Regions from separate parts of the Mus musculus genome. Here region 1 is linked to region 2. The links are chromatin loops, found by intact Hi-C in ENCODE. Cell type or tissue: gastrocnemius. All regions are shown on one strand. Links, peaks and the distances in the headings refer to the core of each region. The heading gives the core; the rest is flanking DNA. Region 1 holds the start of 4930481A15Rik (RIKEN cDNA 4930481A15 gene). Region 2 holds the start of Mus81 (MUS81 structure-specific endonuclease subunit).

What was found. A loop is a pair of places that touch in the nucleus more often than their neighbours do. Peaks named below come from ENCODE experiments on the same cell type or tissue, not always from the same donor. Only the 100,000 strongest peaks of a DNase experiment are listed, where the experiment ranks them.
Region 1: a loop joins it to region 2, with 2.7 times the contacts of the local background. A loop is called at or near these places in 1 of 42 quality-filtered maps.

The regions. Positions count from the first base shown.
Region 1 is chr19:5,401,048-5,413,288 of GRCm38, reverse strand. 4930481A15Rik (RIKEN cDNA 4930481A15 gene) reads right to left here and starts at 6,474. Exons shown (of 4, transcript NR_027938.2): 1 at 6,206-6,474. Tsga10ip (testis specific 10 interacting protein) reads left to right here and starts at 10,783. Exons shown (of 8, transcript NM_001373978.1): 1 at 10,783-10,957; 2 at 12,130-12,241. The coding sequence starts at 10,829. In gastrocnemius, for the core only: a CTCF peak has its summit at 5,972 (motif pointing left); DNase peaks (open chromatin) are centred at 5,935, 6,452 and 6,677; H3K4me3 peaks cover 3,742 bases; H3K27ac peaks cover 4,116 bases.
Region 2 is chr19:5,481,234-5,493,474 of GRCm38, reverse strand. It overlaps Mus81 (MUS81 structure-specific endonuclease subunit), which reads left to right and starts at 5,096. Exons shown (of 16, transcript NM_027877.4): 1 at 5,096-5,487; 2 at 5,584-5,713; 3 at 6,368-6,450; 4 at 6,887-6,988; 5 at 7,127-7,195; 6 at 7,361-7,446; 7 at 7,850-7,987; 8 at 8,122-8,217; 9 at 8,315-8,436; 10 at 8,519-8,616; 11 at 9,246-9,362; 12 at 9,450-9,545; 13 at 9,712-9,840; 14 at 9,917-10,020; 2 more. The coding sequence starts at 5,353. The coding sequence ends at 10,512. Efemp2 (epidermal growth factor-containing fibulin-like extracellular matrix protein 2) reads right to left here. Exons shown (of 11, transcript NM_021474.3): 11 at 11,621-11,914. The coding sequence ends at 11,753. Cfl1 (cofilin 1, non-muscle) reads right to left here and starts at 3,020. Exons shown (of 4, transcript NM_007687.5): 1 at 2,873-3,020; 2 at 671-978; 3 at 244-320; 4 at 1-94. The coding sequence starts at 2,875. In gastrocnemius, for the core only: CTCF peaks have their summits at 4,975 and 5,459 (motif pointing right); DNase peaks (open chromatin) are centred at 5,082, 5,449, 6,925, 7,401 and 1 more place; H3K4me3 peaks cover 2,991 bases; H3K27ac peaks cover 3,462 bases.

The DNA of each region.
Region 1 (12,241 bases), core at 3,458-8,457, 80 kb after region 2:
GATAGCCAGGGCTACATAGTGAAACCCTATCTCAAAATACCAAACAAAGAAACAAACAAACAGAAATAAGCACTATTCCTGAGCTATGTCAGCAATCAGAATTGCAAAGGAAAACACCCATCGTGCTGACAAGAGCAGAAAGTGGGGAAAGGGCTCAGCAGTGAGGAGCATTGGATCTTCTAGAGAACAAGTCAGTCCACAACCACCCATCACTCCACTGCTGGGGTCCAGTGCCCTCTCTGACTTCTTCATGCACCAGGCATGCACGTGGTACACAGACATATGTAGTGGTTTGAATATGCCTGGCCCAGGAAGTGGCACCATAAAGAAGTTATAGCCTTGTTAGAGTAGGTGTGTCACTGTGGGCGTGGGCTTAAGACCCTCACCCTAGCTGCCTGAAAGTCAGTCTTCTGCTAGCAGAGTTCAGATGAAGATGTAGAACTCTCAGCTCCTCCTGCATCGTGCCTGCCTGGATGATAATAGACTGAACCTCTGAACATGCAAGCCAGCCCCAATTAAATGTTGTCCTTATAAGAGTTGCCTTGGTCATGGTATCTGTTCACAGCACTAAAACCCTAACTAAGACAACATATATGCAGGCAACACCTATTCATATAAAAAGTTAAAGAGGCTAGGACAGATGGGCTGCTATGAGAAATGGAATGAAAGAAAGTATGGGGCCTGCAGTGGTATTTCTTTCTGTAAAATGGGAATGACAAGGGGCTGGAGAGATGGCTCAGCGGTTAAGAGAACTGACTGCTCTTCCAGAGGTCCTGAGTTCAATTCTCAACAACCACACGGTGGCTCACAACCATTTGTAATGGCATCCGATGCCCTCTTCTGGTGTGTCTGAAGACAACTACAGTGTACTCACATACATTAAATAAATAATAAATCATTCTTTTTAAAGCTTTAAGAAACTGGGGATGGTAAGGTATATACAATTTGACACCTGAAGTTCCCAGCATGGAACCCGGCACACAGGAAACACTACATATCCCATGCGGTGATGGCTAATCAACTTAGTGGAATTTAAGTTACCATGGAAACAAGCATCAGCACATGTGAGGGGCTGGCCCACTGAGTGAGGGACTGGACTGGATAAAATGGGACAGCCAGCTGAGCATCAGCTGCTATCTCTGCTCCCTGACCATGGAAGCCATGTGACCAGCCGCCTCACACTCGGGCCACTGTGACTCCCAAGTGTGTCACACTACACCCTGCAGCTGTGAGCCAAAATAAACCGTTCCTTAAAGAGCTCCTGCCTGACAGGAATTGTGCTAGCAACAGGTAAGTGTGCATGTGGGTAGGAACCAGGGCCTGAGAAGCTGACAGGAAATGCGTGGAGGTTGGGGACGCTCTGGGAAGCAGGGAATAAGGGGTGCAGGGCAGTGGAAAGTGGGTTTAAAGGAAAGGCTGTTCGGGATTCTGTTAACTCATCGAGTGCCCTAAACCAACGAGCTTGAGCTAGTCAAACATATGTACCCTGGATGCCACATAAGACTGAGTGCCACTAAGCTGAGCGTTTTGCCTGCACATGTGTCTGTCTGTGCACCACTTGCTAGCTTGGTGAACTGCCCTGCCCTGTGGGTGTTGGGAATCAAACCCAAGTCCTCTGTCTTCCGATAGAGCAGGCCAGTGTTCTTAACAGCTGATCTGTCTCTCTAGCCCCTTGCTGTCTTCTAGAATGACTTAAAATGATTTATCTTGGTTTGTGTGTTGTTGTTATTGTTGTTGTTGTTTTGAGACAGGGTCTCTCTACATAGTCCTGGCTGTCCTGAAACTCACTATATAGACCAGACTGCCTTTAACTTAGAGGTCCTCCTGCATTCTGGGATTAAGGGCATGGGCCATCATGCCCAACCTTGTCTTGTGGTCTTTTAGACTGAATTAAAACTACTGTCTGGCCTTGCTAAGTTAATTAAGCCTCCCATACAGGCTGGCTGCTCTTTGGGATCTGTCTTCTTTCAATCACTCAGCCTGTTTACTGAGCACCTACTTGGTGCACCTGCCCAGCTTCTGTTTCTGGAGGTGAGTCAGACACAGCTACTGTCCTGCCCGTATGACACATGGGTGGGACAGGGCTAATGAGCAGAGCTCAACAAATAGGCAACACTTAGTGCTTGGTGCCCAGTGCTGGGGAGAAAGCGACACCAGGACTGGAGTGAGAGAAACCTCCCAGCCCCACCTTTCATGCTGGGAACCAAGGGATGCTGTTGGTGGCGGACCCACGTGTCAGTTCCTGGGGTGAGGCAGTGGTCCCTGCTTCCAGCCGCAGGTTGCCCTTTACCTACCATCTAACTTGGTGTGCAGAGCTTGATTTCTTAGATTTGTTTTCTATACTCACCACACTTTCTTTGCAGCAAGGTCTCACTGTGTAGCACTGTCTGGCCTGGAACTTCCTAAGTTAACCAAGCAAGCTGGCCTCCACCAGCTGGCCTCTGTCTGCCTCCACCTTTCGGAGACTGTGGGGGGAAAAGCTACTCTGAACATTTCGCTGTTGGAGACCCTGCTTTGATCCTTGGTGTCTACACGCTGAAGTGGAACTACTAGATAACATGGGGTGGCAGTTTGAATGAGAATGGCCCCGAAGGCTCATAGATTTAAAAGACTTAGTTACCAAGTGGACTGTCTAGGCATGATTTGGAGTAGGGGTGTCAGTGGGGGTCCCTTGCTAACCCTAGTCTTGCATGTTCTCTCTGTGTGAGGATCAGGATACCAGCTCTCAGACAACACTCCAACACCATTCCTGCCATGGCCCCTGCCCTGACGGCCATGGACTGTGAGTACGTCTCTGAAACCATAAGCAGGCCCCCAATTAAATGCTCTTTTGACAGGTTACCTTGCTCATGATGTCTCTTCACAGAAATAGAACAGTAACGAACTCACATTAACTACTTAATTAATTGTATTTATCTTTATGTGTCTGGGTGTTTTCCTGCACGTATGTCTATAAAACAGATGTGTGCTGTGGAATAGGGCTCTGGATCCACTGGAACTTGGGTTACAAAAGGCTGTGAACTGCCACAGGCTGGGAAACAAACCCAGGTCCTTTGCAAGAGCAGACAGTGCTCCCAACCACTGTACCATCTCCCCAGTTTCTCCCTTACTCCCATTTTTTAAGACAGGTCTCTCATAGGTTGGGTTGGCTTCAAACTCACTATGTAGCCAAGGATGACCTTGAACTCCTGAAGCTCCTGCCACCTCCTCTTTGAATGCTGGCGTTACAGGGTGCACTTCCCTACCAGGCTGAGGGATCTCACTGCTGAGCCCCTCCCCCCATCCTGTGGATCTCCACGATTTTCTCTAAGGTTTGTCTTTACATTAGTTCCACACTGTCTGATGGCTGAAGCTTTTACCAAGACACTCTGTTCTTTTCTTTTCCTTTCTTTTCTTTTCTTTTCTTTTCTTGTCTTGTCTTGTCTTTTCCTTTCTTTCCTTTTCTTTTCTATAAAGATTTATTTATTTATTTATTTATTTATTTATTTATTTATTTAATGTATATGAGTACACTGCAGCTGTCTTCAGAAACACCAGAAGAGGGCATAGGATCCCATTACAGATGGTTGTGAGCCACCATGTGGTTGCTAGGAATTGAACTCAGGACCTCTGGAAGAGCAGTCAGTGCTCTTAACCGCTGAGTCATCGCTCCAGTCCTCACCAAGACTTTCAAATGGGAAACTGTAAAATATATTATCCAACCTTGTTTTGTTTCAAGATCGCCTATCCTGAGACCTTTGGACTTCCATATGAATTTGAAGGTCAGCTTATCAAGATTTGGAAAGACAGCTCAGGTACTGTTTTTTCCCCTTATATATGGTGTGTGTAGAGGGAGGTGCACACAGGTGTGGAGATCAGAACACCTTGAGAGTCAGCTCTCCCTATCTATCTGTTGGCTCCAGGGATGGAGTTTGAATCATCAGCCTTGTCTGCAAGTGCCTTCATCCACTGAGCCACCCCACCAGTCTGCCAGCCGAGGTTTTGGCAGGGACTTCTCAGCACAGCTGTTTTGTGGAGCTTGCTCCTCTCTGGGCTTGCTTTAGGGACAGATGGTTTTCATTACTGTTAAGAATTACATTTTTTTGCCTGATATGGTGGCACAAACCTTTAACCATCGCTTCAGAAGGAGTTCGAGGTCAGCCTGGTCTATATAACAAGTTCCAGGCTGGGCAGGGCTACACAGTGAGGCCGTGTCTGAAAGCACAGAAAGGAGCTGCCGAGCTGCCTGCAAGCTGTGCAGTGAGCTGCAGGTTTCCGCTTTGCTGGGGACCAGCTCTGTTACTGCAGCTCCTTTTCAGTGGCTTCTGCTCTTTTAAGTAACCCCTCACCCACACTGGGATCTTACTTTGGCACGGTGTTAGTTCTATCTGGGCTGAGAGGATGCTTCTTCTTATCGCCCCAGAAATGATGTCATACAACAACCCTGTGCCACAAAAAGGAAGGCGCGAAGCTGTGCATGTCATGGCGTACTTGTGAAAGTCCGAGGACTTGGATCTGTCTTCTTTTTCCATGTGGGTCCTTCTTCTTCCATGTAGAGATCAAAGTCAGGTCATCAAGCTTAGAAGCTCCCAGCCACATCCTAACTCTGCCTAGCTGGACTCTGTAATGAGCTCTCTACACGATGCCTTAGAGAACGGGGCCTAGGGAGCAAGTAAGGTTGCCAAGTTCACTTGTTAAGTTTTGTCCTTGTCTTGACCTCTCAGTGGCTCTTCTCACAGTTAGTCACTTCCCTTTTGTTGAAATACTGTTCCTTTGGCTGAGAGCCCTTACTTACCCAGCAGTCTTTGCTCTTTTGTTGTTGTTTTTGAAACAGGGTCTCTATATATAGTCCTGAGTGTGCTAGAACTCACACGGTAGACCAGGCTGGTCCTGAACTCACAACAGAGATCTGCCTGCCTCTGCTCTCACGTGCTAGGATTAAAGGTGTGCGCCACCTCAAAAGTCACAATCTCTGTGCTGGTCACTTTAGCCTGGTCTCCGTGACCTCTCCTGACCCCAAGGCATCCTGACTTCTGCTCTTCTCTCTCAGCACCCCTCAGCTCAAGTGTGTGACAGTCTCCCTGACGAGTGTCTTCTCTGGACCCACCCCCATCTGACTTCCCATTAGCAGCCAGTGTTGGAGTCTTCTAAAGTCACTAAAGAAATCTCTGCTAGCCTGGCATGAAGGCACACACCTTTAAGAAAATTTGAGGCTAGCCTGAGCTGCAGAGTAAGATAGTGGAGGTGACCCCCCTAAAACATAAAATAGGGGATAGTGAGGTGACTCAATGGGGAAAGTGCTCTCTGTGCAAGCCGGATGACATGAGTTCAATTCCCAGAACCCACATGAAAGTGGCAAGAGAGAACAAAGTTGACTTCTGACCCCACATACATGCTGTGGCAGTAGCCACCCCCTTCCTATCATGCACACACAATAACAATAAAAATAAATAGAACAAATGAATGAGTGATTTAAAATAAAGTGACTGGTTTTACGTCACCGTCAGATCTCTGAGCTTGACTCACTCTTACTTTGTGTTCGCCTCTCTGAACTTGATTTAGAACAACACAGTTGCTGCTCTCCTGGCCAGTGGAGCCCCTACCATCGAGCACAGAGGGAAGCGTCCTTCCTATCCTCACCCTCTACTCCAAACTCCTGCTCTCCTATTGTAAAGGGATGGGAGGAGAACGGTGGTAAAGGAGGAGTGGGCATGACTGGCTCCTCCAGGTGCTGGATAAAGCTACTCCAGCAAGATAAAGCTACTCCAGCAGGAAGAGATGCTCAGCAGATGGGAGAGTGTACCACAGATGGGAGAGTGTACCACAGATGGGAGAGTGTACCACAGATGGGAGAGTGTACCACAGATGGGAGAGTGTACCACAGATGGGAGAGTGTACCACAGAGGGTTCAGCTTCCAGGTCCCACATAGCGGCTCATAACGATCTGTAACTTCAGTTTCAGTGACCAGCGCCCTCTTCTGGACTCTCTGGGCATGTGGGGCACGGACATACACGCAAGCAAAACATCCTTACACATTTAAAGAGTTTAAACTACAAAAGCTGTTCTTATCTGTGGGTGCTGCCTGTGTTTTCTGGGACACCTTTCCAGATCGACCCCAACTTCAGCAAATGGTAGCCCCTATGTTTCGATGGCTCTGATTTTCTTCCCTCTGGCACACGCAGACCCATTCTATGGGGGCTCCCCTCACAGGATCCGTTTTTTTACCTTAGGGTTAGTCAGTCTCCACTGCCAGGCCATACGCTTGCTGGAGGTCACGGCACTACTGACGCCCTGGGCCACCACAACACCAGTGAGCCTCTTGAGCTTTCTTAGAGCACTTAGTACCAGATTTAGAATTAGAAGACAATTCACCAGTCAGGCGTGTGGTGCAGGCCTTTAGTCCCAGCACCCAGCAGGGGCAGGTGGATCTTTGAGTTTGAAGCCAGCCTGGTCTACAGAGTGAGTTCCAGTCCAGTCAAGGTTACATGTTGGGAGCCGCCCCCACATTCGCCGTCACAAGATGGCGCTGACATCCTGTGTTCTAAGTGGTAAACAAATAATCTGCGCATGTGCCAAGGGTATTTTACGACTACTTGTACTCTGCCTTTCCCGTGAACGTCAGCTCGGCCATGGGCTGCAGCCAATCAGGGAGTGATGCGTCCTAAGCGAAGGATAACTCCTCCTTAAAGGGGACGGGGTTTCGGCCATTCTCTCTTGCTCTGCGCGCCCGGCGCTCTGGCTCCTAAAGATGTAAACAATAGAGCGCGCTCTGCGCTTTGGCGCGCCGGAGCTCTGGCTCCTAAAGATGTAAGATTGGGGTGGCTTTCGCTTTTGGGGCTGGGGGTTTGCGCTCCTGGCTCCTGAAGATGTAAGCAATAAAGTTTTGCCGCAGAAGATTCTGGTTTGTTGTGTTCTTTCCTGGCCGGTCGTGAGAACGCGAATAAGAGTTACACAGTGAAATCATGTCTTGAAAAAAAAAACAAACATAAAAAAGGAGGAGGAGGAGGAGGAGGAGGAAGAGGAGGAGGACAGGAAGAGGGAAAGAAGACAGTTTAGTAGCTTCAGGTTTGAGATCTCAGCAGGATACCAGCTGTTTCCAAACTGATGTCATTACCAACTCACTCTCTCAAAATTTACCCTAGAGGCTGGCAAGACACCTCAGCGGGTAAAGGAGCCACGAAACATAACGTCAACCTAAGCTTGACAGCTGAGACTCACACGGCAGAAGGGGAGAACTGACTATAAGTTATCCTCCCAGTGGTCACATGCATCCCAGACCACACACCCCAGCCTATCCACAAATAGATAAATAAGTGTAAAAGTCTAAGAAATCTACCCTTGCACCGGGAGCACGTTTCAGGAGGCAGGGTGCGTGCCTGGGATGCAAGAAGCCTTGAGTTAAGGGTCCAGCACCAAATAAACCAGGCACAGTGGCGAGCACTGTAATCTCCACGCTAGGGAGGTGGAGGCAGGAGGATCAGAAGTTGAAGTTTATCCTTGTCTGTATAGCAAGTTCAAAGCTAGCCTGGGCTACATTAGACTCTTTCTTAGATAGATAGATAGATAGATAGATAGATAGATAGATAGATAGATAGATAGATAGAATCCAATTTGAATCCATTCATACTTCTGACAAGGATGAGGGTCAAAAGTGGCAGAGTGTGGATCAGGCTGGGGCTGGAGAGACAGCTCAGAGGATAAGAGCACTGGCTGCTCTTCCAGAGGATTTCGGTTGGGTTCCCAGCACCCACATGGAGGCTCACAACTGTAACTCCTTTCCAGATCCAGTGTTCTCTTCTGACCTCAGCAGGCACTGAATTCATGTGATATACATACAGATATACTTGTGGGTAAAACACCCATACATATCAAGTAAAAATGTCAATATTTTTTAAAAAATTAAAAACAATTAAAATGTGGCACACACTTACAGTTCCAGCACTTGGAGCCTGGGCAAGAGGATCAAGAACTCAAAGCCAGCCTGGGTTGCACAGCAAGAACACATCTCAAGAGCTAGGCTTGGTGGCACATACCTTTAAACCCAGCACTTGAGAGACAAAGGCAGGCAGATTTCTGTGAGTTGGAGGGCCTACCTAGTCTACAGAGTGAGTTCTAGGACAGCCAGGGCTACAGAGTAAGGCCCTCTCTTGAAAACAAACAACAAAAAACCCTAAACAACAAACAAACCTGTCTCAGGCAAAAGTGCAATGGGTTGGAAACTTCTGCCTGTAATTCCAATATATGAGAGGTGGAGACAGGCGCTGAAGAGTTCAAATCCATCCTTTGCTACATATAGCTTGAGGCCAGTGTTCAAAACATAAGACCTTGCCTTTAACAAATAGAATAATTTCTATGATGGTTAATTCTGGGTGTCAACGTCACCAGACTAAGTAGTCAATAGAGCACAGATGCTTCCAGAAGCTAGACCACGAGTCTTAGTGAACTAAGCAGGGAGATGGGCCCCGGCAGCTGATGGGCATCATCCACGCAGCTGGAGCAGCTGGGGTAGACACAGGAAGAAAACAGGACTTTTCAGGAGCTCTGCTAACTTCTGCTGCCACCAGAATTCCAGGCTCCTGGGTGGCAAGGTGGTTGGCTTAGCAGGTAAAGGCACTTGCCGTCAGGCCTGATGGCTTGAGTTCAATCCTCAGGAAGGACTCCTAGAGTTTTGCTGTCTTCTGACCTCCAGATATATGCGGTGGCATGTTGGTGTCCCCCCATCCCCCAGATACACACACAATAAAATTTTTCTGAGTTCGAGGCCAGCCTGGTCTACAGAGTGAGTTCCAGGACAGCCAGGGCTACACAGAGAAACCCTGTCTCGAAAAACAAACAAACAAACAAACAAACAAACAAATTAAAAGAACTCAAGCGTCTCTGGCCTTTGCCCCAGGGAGCTCTGGTTCTCAGGCTTTTGACCATGAACTATAAGTTATAAGAGGAGTTCCCTGGCTCTAAGTTTTTCAACTTTTTCTGAAGCCCCACTGCTGCTGGTATCTCTATCTTGCAGGCAGATGATCTATTGTGGGGCATCTGAGCCATCCTCGTTACATAAGTTAATTCCATGAATAAGTTTCCTGTCCTATATATCTCTACGCCTTACTTAGCATGTCTCACTGAAGAATACTAACAATACAGGCATGCCACAAAGCTTTATAGTGACTTGACACAAACTAAAATCATCTGAGAAGAGGAAACCTCCGTTGAGAAAATGCCTGTGTCAGATCAGGCTGTAGCAAGCCTTTAGTCTTAATGACTGATGTGGGAATGCCCAGCCCATTGTGGCTGGGGTCATCCCTTGGCAGGTGGGCCTGGGTTCTATAAGAAAGAAGCAGAACAAGTCATGGGGAGCAACACAATAAACAGCACCTCTATGGACTCTGCATCAGCTCCTGCCATCAGGTTCCTGGCCTGCTTGAGTTCCTATCCCGAATTTCTTGGATGATGAACTATGTATCCAAGCAAACTCTTCCCCCACCCAACTTGCTGTTTGGTCATGGTGTTTTATTGTAGCAATAGAAACAGTAAAATGACAGGCTTATTCTTTTTTCTTTTCTTTCTCTCTTCCTTCCTTTCTTTCATATATATACTGCAGCTGTCCTCAGACACACCAGAAGAGGGCATCCGATCCCATTATGGATGGTAGTGAGCCACCATGTAATTTCTGGGAATTGAACTCAGGATCTCTGGAAGAACAGTCAGTGTTCTCAACTGCTAAGCCATCTCTCCAGACCCAGGCTTATTCTTTTAATTGAAAATTAAATCATATTTTGAACTTTATTGTATTTGAAATTTTTATTTTAATTGAAATTTAAAATTGTATTTTGCCCAGCGGCTATTCGGTAATCCTATGTTCTTCTTCCCTTTAAGCCTAGTGGCTCAGTGGCAACTTCCAACCACTCATCATGTGCTCCCCCAATTATGAAGTGAACCAGGAGTTCTCAGATCCAATGGGCCCTTACATGGCTAGAGAGGTTTAAAATATGTACATGCCAGCTGGGTGTGGTGGCGCACGCCTTTAATCCCAGTGCTCTCTTGAAGCAGAGGAAAAGCAGAGGACGGTATGTTCAAGGACGGCCTGGCCTATACAGTGACTTTCAGGCCAGCTAGCTAGGCTACATGTTTTTGTGTTGGTTTTTGATTTTTTGAGTCAGGGTTTCTCTGTGTAGCCCTGGCTGTCCTGGAACTTACTCTGCAGACCAGGCTGGCCTCGAACTCAGAAATCTGCCTGCCTCTGCCTCCCGAGTGCTGGGATTAAAGGTGTGTGCCACCACTGCCCAGCATGTTTTGTTTTTGTTTTTGTTTTATTTTTTAATTTTTAATTTTTTTAGGCTACATGTGAGACACTGTCTAAAATAAGCAAAACAAAATGCTCAAAACAAAGCCAGTCAATGTATAAATATACACCATTAGGCTCAGGAAACAAGTATGGCTGAAGTTCTGTCATTCTCAGGTTGAGGGGCTTGCTGCCTCTCTGAGGGACACAGTATCCTGCGGCCAGAAGGCCATGGCCTGCCTTGTGCAGCAATGGGGCATTTTCACAGGACCTGAGGGCCCTTTGAGGTGACAAGTTCTGATATCCCTTCAAAAGCAGATGGATAAACATAGGCCTAGAGAAGTAGGGAGCTTATACCAGGTCAGGTTGCAGGGGCAGAGGCAAGGCCCAAGGCAGTTCTGGGCGCTGTTGAACACAGTCTCGTAAAGGAGACCAGCAGAACTCTGGCTGATCGCTACCGAGTACTTTTTGCTGGAATCATTCAGACCGGTCACAGCCTGGTTGTCATGGAGATGGCAGAGAGGGCAGTTCCAGAGCTGGCAGGTAGGGGTGGGAGAGGGCAACATGCCAATATGCTAAACACTGACCAACTGTTGGTTAGGGCCTTATCGGAGAGACCAAGGCAGAGTACAGAGCCCTTGGTTCCAGGGACATCTACAGGGCTGTTCAGACTTCTATCAAGCATCTCTCCGGAGGACCAGGTGAGGGAGGCAGGCCCAGTTGGGGAGCTTCAACCGCCCATTGGCATCTTAGGCCAGAAGAGGTCAGCCCTGGCTAAGGCTCTTGAGGAAACGTAAGACTGGAGCTCAGGTCCTGGTAACAGTTGGGAATGCCTGGGACAAGGACCACAGAGGACAGATGGAGCAGTTTGGGAACACTGCAGGGAGGAAAGGAGTTTAGGGAAATAAAAACCCTTCCTTCCTTCCTTCCTTCCTTCCTTCCTTCCTTCCACTAAGGAACTTGTCACTTCCTCAGCACTAAGTCCAGAGCCCTGGGTGACATCCAGAAAAATGTGAGCTTTTGTTGTGGGTGGTGTGGCTTGGTGTTTTGGGGTGCCAGCAGTGGATGGCTTGTTGGGCAGTCTCCTACCAAATTACCTGATCTGGGCTGTCCTGGAGCTCACAGTCCTCCCCTCTCTGCTTCCTGCGTATCTGGGGTTACAGCTGTGTGTCATCACACCCCGATATTTTTCTAAAATTTAAAGAAGTCCAAACCAGGCATGCTGGTGCAGCCTGTCATCCCAACACTTGGGACACAGAGGCAGGAGGATCAGTAGTTCAAAGCTATCATCAGCCAAGCCATGGTGGCACATAACTTTAATCCCAGGCAGGTTGGCCTCTGAGTTGGAGGCCGAGTCTACAGAGTGAGTTCCAGGACAGTTAGGGCTCCACAGAAAAGCACCATCTCAAAACAAAGCTATCTTCAGCTATACAGTGAGCTTGAGACCGTCCTCAGCTACACAAGACACCATCTCAACAAGACAACAAAAACTAATAATATTTATAAATATTTTAATATTTATTATATTATTTTTAAATATTTAATATTTATTATATGTAAGTACATTGTAGCTGTCTTCAGACACTCCAGAAGAGGGCGTCAGATCTCATTACAGATGGTTGTGAGCCACCATGTGGTTGGTGGGATTTGAACTCCGGACCTTTGGAAGAGCAGTCGGGTGCTTTTACCCACTGAGCCATCTCTCCAGTCCAGCTTGTGCTGTCTTAACAGAAGAGGTAGTGAATGATCAGAGAAGGTTATAGGCAGCCACAGCACAGTCTAGACAGAGAGGAAGCCCCTGGGAGGTGAACCTGAAGAGGAAGCACCATATGGGAGGCTAGTCAGAGCTCCCCTCTTCCCTGTCCCTGCCCAGAGGTGCCTTGGGAGTGGTGACAGTCTCCAGAGTCAGAGCTGCCAGCTACAAAGATCTTACAGCGCAGGGCAGACAACAAAGAAAGAGCGAAAGGCCCGGAGGCGGAACAAGA
Region 2 (12,241 bases), core at 3,240-8,239:
AGGGAAATGACGGCGCTGCCACCTAGTTTCTCTGCCAGGGTGCAGCGGTCCTTGACCTCCTCGTAGCAGTTAGCTTGTAATTCATGCTTGATTCCTACAGGGTGAAAAGAGAGCAGTGAGCAGGAAGCACTGGGGTGGGGTGGAGTTCTATCTGGGAAGGAGCCGGCGGAGCAGATGAGAGGAGGAAGGTAGCAGCTAGCAGGAGACTGCGCCCATGACTTTTGCAGAAGGAGGGATCCTTACCTGTCAGCTTCTTCTTGATGGCATCCTTGGAGCTGGCATAGATCATTTTGCTCTTGAGGGGTGCATTCTCGGGGGCCCTAAAGACAAAGCAAAGAAAAGGCTGCAGCTACATCCAGGGAATAATGACTCAAGAAAAGAAACTTTTAGGATACTCTAACAGCAGGGATTTTCTTTTCCCCAAGTTCCTCACTAGTTTTTGTTTTTGAAACACAGGGTCTTTCTGTAGACCAGGTTAGGCTCAAACTCACAGGCATCTGCCTGCCTTTGCCTCCCTCAAGCTGGGACTAAAGGTGTGGGTACCACCACACCTAGCTCCTCACTGGAAGGGTTGTTACAACCCTGGCACCCCCCACACCTGGAATAATTTCCGTTAAGCTCTGAGAAAGGGAACCAGAGGCAGGCAGAAGAGCCTGAATACGGAGCTCACCAGAAGATGAACACCAGGTCCTCCTTCTTGCTCTCCTTGGTCTCATAGGTTGCATCATAGAGTGCATAGCGGCAGTCCTTGTCTGGCAGCATCTTGACAAAAGTGGTGTAGGGGTCGTCCACAGTCTGCCCCACATCTCCTACCAGGATCTCCTTGCCCTCCTCCAGGATGATGTTCTTCTTGTCCTCACTCAGGCAAAAGAGCACCGCCTTCTTGCGTTTCTTCACTTCTTCTGGTGTTGAAGACTTGCGAACCTTCATGTCATTGAACACCTTGATGACACCATCAGAGACAGCCACACCAGAGGCCTGAGGGACAAATCAAAAATACGCCTTGTAAGGGAAAGGATTCTGGGGTATTCTTTGCAGTTACAGGAAACCTCAGTCAGAGTAACAAACACACTTCTCAGCCCCACACAGATTAGTAATGTCCCTGCAGACTTTTTTCCCTATCCAATTCATCATCTAAGAACTAGTTAGGACAAACCTCCTGCAAGGGAGAGATCCAATTATCTAGTTCAACATCCCCATAAATGTTAGAACAGTACTTATTAAAAAGAAGACCTTAGCCAAGAGTGGTAGAACACGCCTTTCTCTTAGTCTGAAACCAGTCTTAGATCTATAGAATGAGTTCCAGGACAGCAGGGGCAATGCAGAGAAATCCTGTCTCTTAAAAAAAAGCCAAAAAGAAAACAAAAACTTGCTGAGTTGTGAACACCAGATTCAAAGAACCCGAAAGATACTGATTAAAATGCCAGCATAGGATAGATACAAAACACCAAACTCCTGGGCCATAGTCTCATCTCCAGGAAAGAGAATCAGAACACCAGAAATTCACAGACACCAAGAGCTGCTCGGTAGTTTATTGCTCATTAGAAATGCAGTCATTGTATAAATGACACTCTTTCCTGCCGAGATCTCCCATACACAAGAATTACAACCCTTAATTAAGGCCCTGCTGGACAACTCCCTGTCATCCAAGAATGGTGAGTCCTTTAAAAAAAAAAAAAGACTGACAAATTAATAGGTCAAACTGTGATGCCCCAAATCGCCGAAAACTTTCTGCTTTGTACGGCCCTGGGGGACGACCCAATCAGAAATCTACAACCAACCCTCCCCACCACCACCATGGAACTGCAGAGGAAGCTAGCCACGTGATTCACCCGCTTCCGGAGTAGGCGGAGAAAGATTGGACTAGGTTCAGGGCCTCCCCAAGAGACACTCGTAGCCCAGAGGCAGCGAGGCGGCCGGACCTCAGATGTCTCAACGCCTAAGGCTCGCCTTTAGGAATAGGCGTAAACGCAGTCAGCTGGAGAGGTAGCTCTGGCCAGTCTCACTCCAAAAAACAGTTTCCCGTGCCCTCAGGCTAAGCATAAAAGCTGGTGGCTTCCGGGCGGTACCCGCCTCGGTCACTTCCCTAAACGCGGCTCCACCCTCGGCCCCATCCGGCAGAGCAGCAAAAGGCCTAGCTCGGCTAGAGCTGCAGCCGGGATGGCAGGGCCCAAGCATGTGCGCACGCGCTGTTCTAGCTCTAGCCCGAGGTACAGTGACTACAGAATGGAGTGTGTAATCGCTCTTTCTAGAAGTGGGGCGATAGCCTGTACAGGAACCCACTCCGTGACTCGTGTTGCAAGAAGGCTCCAGAACCAGCGTCTCAATCAGGTTCCCCGATGCCTCAGCATCTCCCAGAGCCACACCGCGGCCGCCCCCGCCCCGCCCTGACGGCGGAATCCCTGCCACCTGCTGTGGAGACCAACCTAGCCGCAGAGGGAGGATGATGCGGGGAAGGGAACAGCCCTTGGGTGGGGCGCGCGCCGACACCTCGCGCGCTTTTCCCTAGCGGCCCCGGGCCAGGGTTTGGATGCCGCGTGCTCTGGTCCAGCGCGCGCCATCGAGAACCAGCGAGCGTTGCCCGAGGCCCCGCACACTGGACCCCTCCCCCACGGCCAGTGGCCGCGCTGGCGCAAAGGCAGGATGGGGGAGGGGAGAGGAGCCAGGGGGCGCGCGAGCGACGTCCGAATCGGCCCTTCCCAGCGCCCGGAGGCGCGCACGCGCGGCCTGCCCTTCAATGAGACCCTTAATCTCGCTCGGGGTGCTGGGGGATGGGATACCAAGACCGCTTCTCTGCCGCCCCCACCCCGCCCGGCGCGCAAGCGACGGATCACGAACCCACTTCCCTCGGGCGCAGTGGCCTAATGCTCACCATGTTTCCGGAAACGAAAGGGAGACAGAAAGAGCAACTGAAGACCTGAGCCGCCGCAGCTGCTGCCGGGATCCGACTGAACGCGGCCTCTCCCGGCCCCTTCCGTTTAGTAGGAGCCGCACAATGAGGGGCGGGGCGGCCTTCCGGCGCTTGCCGCGCGGGCCGACGGGAAGTGAAGTCCGAGGATTTTGCACCGAAATAGAACTAGCTGCTACCGGGTTCCGCAGAGCTTGAGGCGCAGAGTAGGCGGAGGCCGAGAGGCGTGGGCTGTTGCACGGAGAGTGAGCCCATTGGTGCAATGGACCAAAAAACGCTCTGAGCCAGAGGCCCATCGTTTGATAAAAATGACCTGAATATAATTCTCTACTTTCTTTATCCCAGAAATTAAGTGGTTTTTTGTTCTTTATGGTTCCTGAAAAAAGATTTTGAATCATCAGCTTGGGATCCTCTCTCACAGAAAAGAGAATCGCCAAGTATAACGGTGTCTTCAAGCCAATAGAAATGCTCCCGTGGAGTAAAATTTCAACAAATAGGATTTTTTAAAAAACAGGAAATGCTAACATAAAAAGTTTGAGAGCTTTGGCGTTGTCTAAAGACGTTTGGCAAATTGTTAGATCAAACGTAATTCATGGGGGAAGGGTGAAGAGTTGTGCACTAAAAATTTCCTTATGGCCGGGCATGGTGGCGCACACCTTTAATCCCAGCACTCGGGAGGCAGAGGCAGGCGGATTTCTGAGTGCGAGGCAAGCCTGGTCTACAAAGTGAGTTCCAGGACAGCCAGGGCTACACAGAGAAACCCTGTCTTGAAAAATCAAAAAACAAAACAAAACAAAACAAAACAAAAAAAAAACTTCTTTATGTTTCTTTTACGATACAGGAAAAGGAATACTTCAATTTAATTCCAGAGTTGATAGGTTTATGATCATTTTAGCACAAAGACTGAAGAGAATCTATATGAAAGCAAAAGTTTAAAATAAACTGGGGTGGGAACTCCAGGAGAATTTCTCTGACCTGAAACAATGACCATGGCCTTAGAAAAAAAGGGCAAAGTCGCAAACAACTCAGAGGCAAAGGAAACCGGGGCCCTTGACCTCCCCAAGCTGAATAAAGGGTGTAAAAGAGGAGCTTCCCCAGGAGCGAGGCAGCACGCAGAGGATGCCGGGGGTTGTAGTCAGGGGATTGTAGTCAGACTGCACCCGTGGGCTACACTGCGGGAGCTCCAGGTGACTGCACCCGTGGGCTACACTGCTGGAGCTCCAGGTGGAGGCCGAAGCTTGACCCCCTTCTCTCCCAAGGGCCCCTCCTAAGGAGAAGGCTGGCTCCACCTTTTTCGAGACTAGCAGTTTCCCAGAGCAACGGGGGGAGGGGCCACGCAGTTACCCTGGAGACGCACTCCTTCCGCCCCTGGTCGCGGGATGCCCTAGATGTCCTTATTAGGGCATAAGCCTCCAGAGGGCGTGCCCAGTCCAAGCGCCAGCTGCAGGCTCCTTATAAGGCTGCTTGAGGAAAGAGGCGGGTGCACAAAAGCTAGACTGAGAAGAGGGTCTGCGAATTGGGCTCCCGACGACTTCCGGAGTGACAGCGTGACAGCTGAAGACCGTGCGTTGTTCCAAACACTGAAGGGACCTCTATGTTCTATTGAGCCCTGTGTCCCTCAGCTTGAGACATCCCTGCCCCAGCAAGGTTCCCACCTTCATCCTCCCTGAGGCTCCTTCACTTTTAATGAGCCACAGAAGCGAAGTGTCTAACTAGCATCCCCGGGATCCAACCATGTGCCCACATTCGAACTCTCCACCTTCTAGGATACACCTCTTATTCCTCCTTGAAAGGGAGGAATTAAATACACATCTTCGCCATTCACCTAGCCTGAGTCTTCTGTGCACAAATATCCCCGACTTGGCACATTTCGAGATCTTTCTGCTTCTGCCTTAGCTTTATTTCATTCCTTGTACCCCTTTAAGATGTCCCTCCCACAAATATTCTTGGACTTGTGTCCGTCCCTCTCCTCCACTTTTCTTAAGCCCTCTTTTTCCCAGCCTCTTCTACGATAGTGAGCCTGAAATAGCCTTATGAGACCTTGAAGCAAGCCAAGTTCAGGTTTCTGAGTGTACCCCCACACCGGCCCTCCCAGTCACAGGGGGCGCTGTCCTCCTTTTTAACAGTCAGTACACAAAAAAAAAGAGTCTGCTCTCGAATTTTTGGGTGAGAGGAAAGGGTGGGTCAAAGCTCCATGGCCTGGGTGGGGCCTGTCCAAAAGGCTGGTGCCGGCGGGCGAATGGGGGCGGTTCTAAGGAAAGGCCGTGCAAACCGAGCTAGCCTCTTACTGCATAGTACATGGCGAAAGGAGGTCATTCCATGAGCTGGTGCCCTGCTAGGTTGGAGAGACCCTACCCTCAAACAAGTGTTCTTATACCAACTGAATTGTCGCGATCCTAGTCTCAGGGGTTTTTTGAGACTCTGAAGGAGCCAGTCTAGTTCTTATGGCGGAGCCGGTCCGCCTGGGCCGGAAGCGTCCGCTGCCCGTTTGCCCCAACCCGCTCTTCGTTCGTTGGCTGACCGAGTGGCGGGACGAGGCAGCCAGCAGGGGGCGCCACACGCGTTTCGTGTTTCAAAAGGTGAGTCCCAGCTGTTTCTGGTGACAGTGCTCTGGCAGAGTCAGGTGATCCGTGAATCCTAGTTTGATAAGCTCTCTTCTCCCTTGTGTTCGCCAGGCATTGCGCTCCCTCCAACGGTACCCGCTACCATTGCGCAGCGGGAAGGAAGCCAAGATACTCCAGCACTTCGGAGACAGGCTCTGCCGCATGCTGGACGAAAAGCTGAAGCAGCACCTAGCATCAGGCGGTGAGCACCTCAGGGAGTTGGTGTCTCCTAAATTTCTTAGGTGCAGGCTGTGTCTACTCTGGCTTCAAATTACCCCCTCACAACGTGGTTGCTGTTCGACCCACGACTAGTGATTGTTGATGCTCCCTAAGCCTCCTGGTTCTCAACGAACAGAGCTAGCCGCCTGAGATTGGTGGCATTGTGAAACAAGTCTGTAACCATTTAGGAGGTGGGGGTAGAAGACTCAGGCGTTCAAGAGCATTCTCAATTTCATAGTGAGTTCGAGGCTAGCCTGGGCTATCTGAGACTATCTCCAAAAAAAAAAAGTGACATGGGTAGGGCATGGTGATTTGTACTTTTAATCCCAACACCCAGAAGAAGCAGGGGCAAGAGAATCTTTGTGAGTTTGAGGTCAGCCAGGGCTTGACGCAGTGAGCCCCTGCTTCCAAACCAAAACCCCAATTCGGGGGAATCCAGCCCCTACTTCTGACCTCTTCTAGTATTGCATGCAAGTGATGCATAGACATACTCACAGGTGAAACACTCATACACATACAAGAAAACACAAAAACGTTTTAAAATATGACACTCAAATTCACACACTGAGCAACTCCATCTAAGCTCCTCCGGGCAGCCAGACTGTGTGCAGGACTAACTCTCTTCTGATCTCTATAGGTGACCATGCCCCCAGCTCACCATCTGGAAAGAAGGGAGCCAGCAAAGGGCCACCTGAGCAAGTCCAGGACTCTTCCATGCCAGTGAGGATTGGGAAAGGAAGTAGAAAGCTAAATGGGGGGAGGGGTCGTTGATTGTAGACTTCTTGGTTTGAGGGGTTGAACAGCCCTGGATCCAGCTCTTATTGATTGAGATTGGCTTGGGACAGTCTCTTACCCTCTTTGAGAGGCACCACCTTAAATCCTAAGTAGGATTATTGGGATCACGGTAGTCAGACTCCCAAAGAGAGCTGCCAAAAGATCCAGCCCAGGAAGTTGTGGGACGTGTACCATGTTACTGTTCTCCAGGGGTTGGGGCTGGGCCTGGGCCTGGGCCATACCCCCAACTTTTGCTCTGGCCACCATCACATTCCAGATTTACTAGGGCTTGTAGCCTCATCTCCCTCGCCAGGCCCATGGGGCCTGCTGAAACCTCAGCTGACAGGCATTGGAATTCAGCGAGCCCCTCTGTCTCTCTCAGGTTCCCACCCAGCCTCAAGCAGGAAGCACCAGTGTTGGCTATTGGCCAGCTCAGAACTCAGGTGCTCGAGAGATCCTGCTGCAACTCTACAGGGAGCACCTGGTGAGCAAGTCAGGCGCGTGGGTGGGGCAAAGCAGCAGGCTCACAGAAATATGCCTGGACAGCATGCAAACTGGCCACCGCATAGCAGGGGGAGGAGCGCTGGACCTGAACCTACGCTCACTTCAACCATTGTTTCAGAATTCTGATGGCCACAGCTTCCTAACCAAAGAGGAGCTGCTGCAGAAGTGTGCCCAGAAGACCCCCAGGGTGAGCATCTTCTGAGAGTGGGCAGGTAGATCCCATGGCAGCTCTCCCTCCATGGCAGGCACCCTTGGTATGCAGCCTGATCCAAATGTGGCATATGGCTAGGGGCCCGGGAAGTGTAGGCTTGGAGTATTAGGGACTCTCTGAGGGTCTCCATCCCTTTCACAGGTAGTGCCTGGAAGTTCGAAACCCTGGCCTGCCCTCCGGAGCCTCCTCCATAGGAACCTCATCCTTGGAACGCATCGGCCAGCCAGGTTGGGCGAGCAGCAGGGAGCACACAAGGCAGGGATGGGACACATGCAGGAATTAGGACATTCTTAGCCTCTCTCATGGCCCAGAAAATCTCACACCTGGTGCTACTGAGCCTGGGGATGGCCAGCCTGCCTGCTAAAGAGCCTGATATTGGAGATCTGGAAAGTATAATCCTCTGAGGGGAGGGAGGACGGTGTGGTGCTGAGTGAAGACAGGGGAAGGACTTGGGAGACACATCACAAAGCTGAGACACAACTAGGGAGGTCCTGAGGAAGTTGACCTGAGGGACAAGGACACAGAGGAGATGGAGAGCCACTGAACTTCTATCCAGGCTCACCTAATGGACAGAAAGAGAGCGTGCCAGGGATAAAGAAGACGGAACTTCATGTGTCCCTCACCTCCCAGGTATGCACTCACACCAGAGGGTCTGGAGCTGGCTCAGAAGCTGGCCGAGGCGGAAGGCCTGAGCACTCGGCACGCTGGCTTTAGGCCAGAGGAACATCACGGAGAGGACTCAGCAGTTCCAGAAGCCTTGTCAGAACCGTAAGAAAAAGAAATGGGGGCAGCCATACCTTTCTCCCTGAGACTAATAGCTGAACCAGTTGCCCCTGGGATTTAGGGGAACTACCCTGGCACTGAAGGTTCTGGCCTTATGCATAGCCTCCATTCCATTATAGTGGCACCACCGAGGGGGCCGTCCAGCAGAGACCACTGGAGCTAAGGCCTAGCGAGTACAGAGTGCTGTTGTGTGTGGACATTGGCGAAACCAGAGGGTAAGGAAATAGGGGAAACTGTAAAAACGACTTGAGGATGCTGGAATGTGGCGAGTGCTGGCTCACCCTGACTTGGCCTTCCTTCTTGAAATATCAGGGCAGGACACAGGCCAGAAATGCTCCGAGAGTTACAAAGGCTGCGTGTGCCCCACACCGTACGCAAGCTACACGTTGGAGACTTTGTGTGGGTGGCACAGGAGACCAGGCCCAGAGACCCAGGTAAAGGGTCTTGGATAGACAAGGGAGGCTGGCCTAGGTAGAGACAGGGAAGGCAGGAAAGCTCTTCTTGGTTTCTCCGCAGAAAGACCTGGGGAGCTGGTCCTGGACCACATTGTGGAACGCAAGCGGCTAGATGACCTATGCAGCAGCATCATTGACGGCCGCTTTCGGGAGCAGAAGGTGCCTTAGTCAGCCTGCCTCACTCCTTGCTTACCTCAACATAGAAAAGCTCCCGGGTGGCCTCAAAGCAGAGCCTCCAACCACACCCACTTGAAGCCCCTTTTAAGCCATGCAGGTGCACAGTTGAAAAACAAAGCTATTTCAGTTGGCTGGAGAAAATTAAAGAGCCCTTGAGTACCTAGCCCTAGAGATCTTATATAAACAAGAGGCAAACCTCTTAAGGTTAGAAATGCAGAGTCTATACCCAAGTCCCAGCAACAGGACTAACCCTAGGGGTCACAGAGCACAGTAGGCCAAGGGAGGTTTGGAGGAAGTATGATGTCCGGAGGTTCAGGGCTTTCCTACAGGACCAGAGCCTAGTGTGGTGTTGCTTTTAAGATATGAGAGGTGCCAGGCAATGGTGGCACATGCCTTTGATCCCAGCACTTGGGAGGCAGAGGCAGGGGGATTTCTGAGTTCCAGGACAGCCAGGGCTACACAGAGAACTATGTCTCAAAACAAGCAAAGGATGTGAGAGAGCCAGTAAAGATGAGGATCTGGGTCCCTTGCAGTGTTAATGTGTTACTGATGGCTAGCCTGGACACGTGGGCATTTGGGCCTAACCACACTGCTTCTACCTGCCTTCCTAGTTCCGCCTGAAGCGCTGTGGCCTGGGGCACCGGGTATACTTAGTGGAAGAACATGGGTCTGTCCACAACCTTAGCCTTCCCGAGAGCACCTTGCTGCAGGCTGTCACAAACACCCAGGTGAGCTGGGAGGACAGGACCAGGCTGGCAGATTTTACAGACCATGGCGCAGGCCAGGAGCTCCCTTCCTTGTGTCTTCTTCTCCAGGTCATTGATGGCTTTTTTGTGAAGCGAACCATGGATATTAAGGAGTCGGCTGGCTACCTGGCGCTTTTGACAAAGGGCCTGGAAAGACTGTACCAGGTGAGCAGATGCCTCTATCCAGAACTGGACCCTTGCCTGGTGTTTATTGCCCAAGCAAGGAAAGGTGGGGTCCTAGTTCTTCAGGCTTCCTACTGAGGCCTGGGAAAGGACTAGCTGGGGCTTAGTCTTCAGAGCCTACCCTGGCCTCAGTCCCCTCTTCCATCAGGGCCACACCCTACGCAGCCGCCCTTGGGGGGCCCCAGGGGCTGCTGAATCAGAAGCAAAGCCTTCCACAAACCCTCTCTGCTCACTCCTCACCTTCAGTGACTTCAATGCAGAAGCTGTCAAGAACAAGGTACCACCCCTGCCTCACCTCTGCTCGGGTGGCCTAGGCCAAGGTCACCCTTAACACAGGCCTACCCCAACCCCAGGCCCAGTCTGTGCGAGAAGTATTTGCCCGGCAGCTGATGCAGGTGCGTGGACTGAGTGGGGAGAAGGCAGCAGCCGTGGTGGATCGATACAGCACCCCTGCCAGGTACGCCCCAGAGAGCGGCTGAGGGCAGAGTTCACCACAACCAGTGCTCCTGGAGACTGAGCTTGGCTCTGCGTGGGCACCTTGGCAGGCTCTGTCCCAGCGTTTCCCAAGGAGGGAGGGAGGGGCTCTTAACACCAGAAACAGGAAATGTGTCGTGTTTAAGATTCCTCCACTCTAGGCTAGACCCCTCCTGCCTTACCTCTCATGTCCTCATGTCTCCTAATGCTTGCCAGATAATCAGCCTTTATATGCCCTACCCCCAGTCTCCTGGCTGCTTATGATGCCTGTGCCACCGCGAAGGAGCAGGAGATGCTCTTGAGCACCATCAAGTGTGGGCGTCTGCAGAGGTACGGGTAGTTATGATCTGGAGAGAAGACTGGGTCACCTGAGGCACCAGGCTGACCTCCTCCTGACCTGTCTTCCAGGAATCTGGGACCCGCTCTGAGCAGGACCCTGTACCAGTTGTACTGCAGCCACAGCCCTCTGAGCTGAGCTGTACCAGGAGACGCTCGCTCCCCAGCACCCATCTTCATCTCTACCAAGGCTGGCTAGCCTTTTAGCTGAGATCCCCTGGGCTTTAATAAAAATCTGGATGTGTGTGGTCTCGGCTGTTAAGGAAGCAATGCCAAGGTCCTTCTGAAATCTACAGGGGTTGGAAGACTACACTGCTGAGCCAACTGTTGTGTGTGGTGGTGCTAGCAGCGGAACCCAGAGCCTCACACCTACTAGGCAATTCCTCTTCCAAAAAGCAATGATCCGCAGCCCTGTACAGTGTCCTTACCCATTCCTAAAACCAGCTTGGCCTAAAACTTGCTCTGTAACCTAGTCTAGCCTAGAACTCCCAGTTTTTCTGGGTCTACCTTCCAAGACCTGAAATTAAAGGTGTGGGGCACCACACCATGGTTCTTTTTAAGGCAAGCTCCTGGGCTAAACATGGTTGTGCACACCCATGTTTAATAAGTACTTACATAGAGCCAGACCCTAAATATGGATGGCTGGATAATAGATAAACACTCCTTAGGGGCTGGGAATGCCCTGGTCAGAGAGATGGGGTCAATAAGGCACTGTATGTTTGAGTGTAATTAGATGGCCCCCGGTCAAAAAGTTTCTCAATCCAGCTGCCTCATTCTAGTGACTGGAGACCAGAGGCTTGTACAAGTGCAGAGCTTGGGGTAGAGCTAGGATGCTAACCCCAAACTCCTAGCACTGACCAGAACATGGTTCCTGGGCCCAGTATCAGCCAAGCTCTTGAGTGAGGACCTGAGGTACATACTCTTCAGAACTCCCTGCTCAGGCCTTTTTTTTTTTTTTTTTTTTTTCTTCCTCCTGAGACAGGGTTTCTCTGTGTAGCCCTGGCTGTCCTTGAACTCTGTAGATCAGGCTGGCCTCGAACTCAGAAATCCACCTGCCTCTGTCTCCCCTGAGTGCTGGGATTAAAGGTGTGCGCCACCACTGCCCACTGCTCAGGCTGATTCTGAAGAATGACCTTGGCTCTGAAACCTCAGCCTGACTGGAGAGGACCCCTTGTGTGGAACTCACCTGCCCCTCTCGCAGGCCAGCCCCTTCCCGGGCTGAGGTTACTCACCCACCTCAGCCAGGACTCCTTCTTTCTCCCTTTATTGTCCTTCACATCATAGTTCCTTTAAGCAGAACGGTCATCCCTAGGCCCCCGGGGCTGCTTAAGCTATGGGAGGGGGAAGGGGGCCCCCACATGGCCCTTCCCTGAGGGTCTTCAGAAGGTATAGGCTCCCACAAAGACCGTGAGTCTCAGTACAGAGCTGGCCCGGTAGCTCATAAGGGAATTCATGGTGACCATCTCCAGGTCCAGCACGTACTCCCGGGGTCCCGTCACTGGCCTGGCGAGGACCAGCATGGCGCTGACATTGTTGATTTGCTGCAGGGTACAGTGGACAGTAGAACATAGAGATGGTGTTAGCCTAGGAGCCAGGACCCTCCCCCAGCATCAGCCGGCTTCCCGTGGCCTGAAGTCAGGAAAGTCTGACAAGGCCCCTGCTCAAGTCCTTCCCTGGCTCTAACCTGTAGACCTTTTTCTCCCTCAGTATCTGAGACCCTGCCACTTGCTCTCCTCGGCAACTCCTTCCTGCCCCCTAGTCGCCTCGACTTTCCCTCCATCATGACCTCCTGATGACTCAAAGTTTGGGGATAATGGGACTTTGGTGCCCGAGAGGCGTCCCACTTCCCTCTAGAGTACTCAGTTCTC